Regions from separate parts of the Homo sapiens genome. Here region 2 is linked to region 1. The links are chromatin loops, found by intact Hi-C in ENCODE. Cell type or tissue: A673. All regions are shown on one strand.

Evidence for each region. Hi-C counts contacts between places; a loop is a spot of excess contacts. Peaks named below come from ENCODE experiments on the same cell type or tissue, not always from the same donor. Only the 100,000 strongest peaks of a DNase experiment are listed, where the experiment ranks them.
Region 2: it touches region 1 in a loop (2.3-fold over the local background); 3 of 110 quality-filtered maps call a loop at or near these places.

What each region holds. Positions count from the first base shown.
Region 1 is chr3:63,277,173-63,279,672 of GRCh38, reverse strand. SYNPR (synaptoporin) reads right to left here and starts at 1,365. Exons shown (of 6, transcript NM_001130003.2): 1 at 1,122-1,365; 2 at 931-996. The coding sequence starts at 1,139. In A673, no CTCF peak of the experiment used is centred here; a DNase peak (open chromatin) is centred at 1,432; H3K4me3 peaks cover 1,415 bases.
Region 2 is chr3:63,342,546-63,345,045 of GRCh38, reverse strand. The region is part of intron 2 of SYNPR (synaptoporin); the gene reads right to left. Among named protein-coding and RNA genes, the nearest start is that of SYNPR, 65 kb to the right of the region's middle. RefSeq lists a silencer at 959-1,253 and an enhancer at 803-1,445. In A673, no CTCF peak of the experiment used is centred here; DNase peaks (open chromatin) are centred at 285 and 1,145; H3K27ac peaks cover 2,357 bases.

The sequences.
Region 1 (2,500 bases):
TGCTACATGACAGGCTTTGAACTTTCTATTCAGATAGGTTTGCTTGCCTTTTGGAGTTCCTAGCAAGACGAAACGTGTGACCTGCAGATTTCATTCTGAATAACCATCATCCAGCCAACAACACTGACATGGCTCTGTGGCCCTGTGGGTAACCGTTTCTGTGCCTCACTCCTCTGCCCATAGACAAATTGCAATAAGAGCGTCAGGGTGGTTTCACGGAAGTGGAATACAACTTCCTAAAGCCCAGTCGCTGAAGAAAGCCATGGCAAACAGGCTGGTGGGCTCTTCTGGGTATAATCAGAAAAGCCCTAGAGGAGTGGCCAGAGAAAAGAAACTATAGTAGGGAAGGAAGGAGTTCTGCTCTCTACCCGCCGCCGTTTATAACAGTCTGTAATAGCTTCGCAGCATCTTTCCCTCCCTGAAGCTCCCGCGGAGCAGTTGAACACGCGCTTCCAGCATCCCAGTCCCGCAGAGGAGCTGTCTCAGTTCTGACCAACTTTCTGAGCTTGGCCAAGTCTTCCCGGCTCCTCCGCTCAACTATGGGTCCCTCCACCCATCCCCTCATCCCCACGAAGGTCCAGGTGAGGGGCCAGAACCCAGCGGCAGCCCTTCCATGCGCCCCCCTCCCCTATCTCCCAAGGGGGAGGTTTCTTTCCACAGCCCCTGCGCGTCTGCAAGCGGTGAGGTGAGACGACACTTGTCTAAGCCCCTGCAAAAATGCGTCCACACTCCCGCCTCCAAGCAGGGTGCCTCGATTTTGTCCTCACCACCTTGGAACGGCATCTTAGGAGGGGGCAGGATTGAAATCCCCGGCTTGAGGGTTGAATCTCCGGCTTGGAGCAGAACTGAGCAGGGAGCACCCCATCCGACCTCTCCTCACCTGATAGCTGGCTGCCTGGCGCCCCTCCCTGCACACACACTGCTACTCACCAATTCCAGGGCTCGCAGGAAGGCAAGGGGCTCCTTCAGCACCCGGAAGGTGCCCGCAGAGGCCAGCTTTGGGGGAATGAGGCGAGAGAGAGAAAGCAAAGCGTGAGGAAGGGGCTGGGGGCGCCTCTCCCAAGCCGCGGCATCCCCCGCCCCCTGCTCCCAGCCAGCCGCCCTGCCCAGTTCTGTCTCACCTGACTCACAGGGTCCATAGCTCGCCCTCGCTCGCTCTTCTCATCCACCAGTTCTTTTTAAAAATGAAGTTCGCTTGGCACCACCGTCCTCAGGGCCAGAAGCCCCTTCGGGAGCAGCCAGAGGAGCGACACCCTGGAGCAGCCCGGCGAGGGCAGGGGGCCTCGGGGAGCCCACCCGCTAACGCTGGGCTCTGCGCTCCGGGAACCCAGCGCGTCGGGGAAGCGAAGCGAGTCAGCGAGGGGTGGGCAGGGAAGAGCTGGGGCAGGGTAGATACAACAGGGGAGGGGGAAACCCATGGAGCCAGGGGAAGGCTGTCATTGGCCAGCCGCGCTCCAGAGGGGAGGGCGAGGAGGTGGGCGAGGCAGGGCCCACAGACATTGGTGCAGGCTCAGCCGTGCGCCCGGTGCCCTCTGGCTCCGGGGAAACTTTGGGTCTGTTGGTTTGGGAAAGCGGGCTTGGCACCATCAGCAAGACGGCTGTCCACCTGAAGAAGGGGTTTCCAGGTAGGAGGAAGACACCCACACTTTACCTGAGACATCTGTGTGAGTTCTGATGACTTCCAAACAGCAAAATAATAATAATGATAAATACATAAAAATAAAAAAATAACTATTTGTTGGCTCTTTCATTCATTCCTTCAAGCCTTTATGGAGCATCCTTCCTGTGGGCAGGCAGTGCTTAGGTGCTGGGGTACATCAAAAAAACAGGATAAGCATTGTCACTTCCCCCAGGGGAAGCAAAAGGGGAAAAATAACTTGCAATGTGGTCTGGACAGTGGCGCAGAGCAGAGCACAGGGGCCATGGGCACAGGGCAGGGGATCCATCTTGGCCTGTGGATGCCAGAGAGAGGACCAGGACAGAGGAAACTGCCTGGAGAGAAGAGGTGGAAACAAATTAATCTTGAATGTGGGACCATGCGCCAGTGGAAAACAGATTTAGCAAGGATGAAATGGCCAAGGTAAAACATCTCATGAAAGGCTAAACAGGGAATGAAATTTAGGTACCTTTCAAACTCATTTTATTTCTACTGAGATCTTTTGCCTGATATCTGACCCCCAAATGAACTCCCTTGTCAAACTCATAAATATAACACTGGGTCCCTCCTCCAAAGTTAGACTGTTTTCTTGAAACTTAGTGAAAGGTGGTTCACGTTGTTTACTCTTAGTGGGCTAATCTTGCTGAATATAATAAAAACAACAACAACCAAACAAGTGAGTTCTTTCTATGAGCTGAAAACTGTGCTAAGGGCTTTACAAACATTACTTCATTCAATATTCACAAACCCCCATAAGTTAATAATAATATTATTCCCATTTTAGAGATGAGGAAATTGAGGCCCATGGAAGGATAGTGGCCTGCCCAAGGTTGCCCAGCTAGC
Region 2 (2,500 bases), 65 kb before region 1:
ATCAGTATTCTAAGACCTAAGACTAGTATTTGAGATACTTTTCAGACTTTTTCATTCTGGAAACCCAACTGACTCCACCCAGACCCATTACACATACCAAGAAACTGGCTTATCTGGTCTGGTGGCCCCTACCCAGGCAGGGAGTCAGCTCAAGAAGATAGCTTTGATCCCCTACAATTTCATGCTGAACCCAACCAATCACCATTCCCCCCATTCACCAGCCCCCTGCCCATCCTTGAAAAGCCCTAGCCTCGGAGCTCTGTGGGGAGGCTGATTTGTGCAGTAAACTCCCTTCTTTCCACTTGGCCGGCTCTGCATTTATTAAACTCTCTTCACAGTAATACTGCTGTCTCAATGAATCGACTCTATCTGTGCAGTGGGCAAAAACAACCCACCAGGCAGTTACACAAATCCCAGGTTATTGCACTACCTCTTGTTGGTTCCCTTACACACTAACTACTCTTATTAATCTGTAAAAAAAAAAAAAAAAAAAAATCTTTTTTGAATATGCACCTGTTTCTCACAGGGATTTTAATACATTAAATAAGGAATTGAATTTAATTAAATATTTTAAGTAGACATTTTACAATTTCTCCTATATTTCTAAAACTTTATAAATAGAAAACCTCTTTGTTCCTGGACCTTTATATTAAAATTAAGAAAAAAAAGCAGCACTTCTGAAATTTGTATCCAGAGCTTTCTGACTTGTGAGCTCTAGGGCTGCCTCCTTCCTAATCATAAGATAGGTAGGAGAGAAGAAGTGCAGCAGACAACTGGGTCAAATGGAAAACTGTGTATTCTGTTTGTAAAGGGCTATTGATACTTTGGGTCTTCTTTTTTTAATGCCAGGCTTATTATTATAAGCACATTCTGCTGAACACAGAGGTTTGGTTATTACCTTTTATCAAAATGTCAGGAGGGCAGATTTTAAACTGAGCTAGACAATGTGAAAGAACATTCTTCCCATCCACAGTCTTTGAAACTGATTGCAAATGAACCGCCTCTGAACAGCATATGAGCGAGGCTGAGAGCTCTCCTAATGATGTACATCTGTGAGGCTTCACTCGGGGGTTTGGCTGCATTTACATCACTATAAACTGCAATTACAGCTCAAGCCGTTTCCGGCATAGACACAGAGAATACGAATTGCAACAGCAGGTTTCCTGCCTTGGATTTCTGCCAGGAGCCTGAGTCACCGTCCCAGACATCTGTAGCACATTAAACTGTACCCTTGTTATCTCTCAGCACTTTGAATAATCGCCCAAACCTCTGACAAAACAAATGGTCAAAGCCTTCTCAAGAAACCCTTTAAAGTTAGGCAGGGAATCATGAGCCTGCAGAAAACAACTTCTAGGGTAATTTATACTGTCGAAGAAAAGCCACAATAGAGCAGAGATGGTTTTTGATAGTCTGAATGTTGTCTAAACTTCATGGACTTAGATGGTCTGAAAAAGAGGTAGCTGCGTTGGAAGCTCAACAAAAAAAGGAGGGTTGTACCCAGTCCTTACCAGGAGTTCAGTCCAGCAGGGCAAACATGGATAGAGGCAGGACCTCCAAACAATGTCCTCACTCTGCCTCCTTCTCTCCACCAGTGCCATGCCCCTGGGATGCACACCACCACCCTCTTACAGAGAACACTGCAAAAACTTCATAACATGACTTCATAATGTTATCTTCATAATATGTTCCTCGGCTCTCCTAGAATCCATTGTCCATACAGCAGCCACAGTGATCTTTTATAAATATAAATCTGTGCATGATTTTTCCTGCTTAAAACCATGAAAAGCTGTTGCAGCACACCTACAGTACCTAAGTGCCTTCCCATGACCCAAAGCTACTGCATCCCGTGGTCTCTGTCCTCCTCTCCAGATTCAATTCCTTGTTGCTCTTTCCACTCCGGCTAGTTTTCCTTCATCCTCAAATATGCCAAACTTGTCGCCTTCTCTGGGCCTTTGTACTAACTTCTCCCTCTGCCCGAAAAGCTCTTTCTCTAATGTTTTCCATGATTGATCCCTTCAGGCCTTAGCTCACATATCACCTCCTCCGGCAGGCCTTTTCTGATCATCCCCATTTTTATTTTATCAACATAATTTATCATTATTTAAAAACACATACAAAAGAATAAGGAATACTAGAAATAACTTTCAACCCATAAATTCTACAACTTAGAAGAAGTGGATCAATTCATTTAAAACAACAAACTACCCAAAATCAATCAACATGAAATAGACAATCTTGATAGTCTTGTAACCATTAAAGAAATTGAATTTATAATTAAAGAGCTCTTAATAAAGAAATCTCCAATCCCAGATGGTTTCATCAGAAATTCTACCAAACATTTAAAAAATAATTACCATCAATTTTACATAATCTCTTCCAGAAAATAGCAGAGGAGGGAACACTTTCCAACTCATTTTATGAGGCCAGCGTTACCCTGATACAAAAACAGATAAATCCATTACAAGAACAAAAATTAAAGACCAATATCTCTCATGAACTA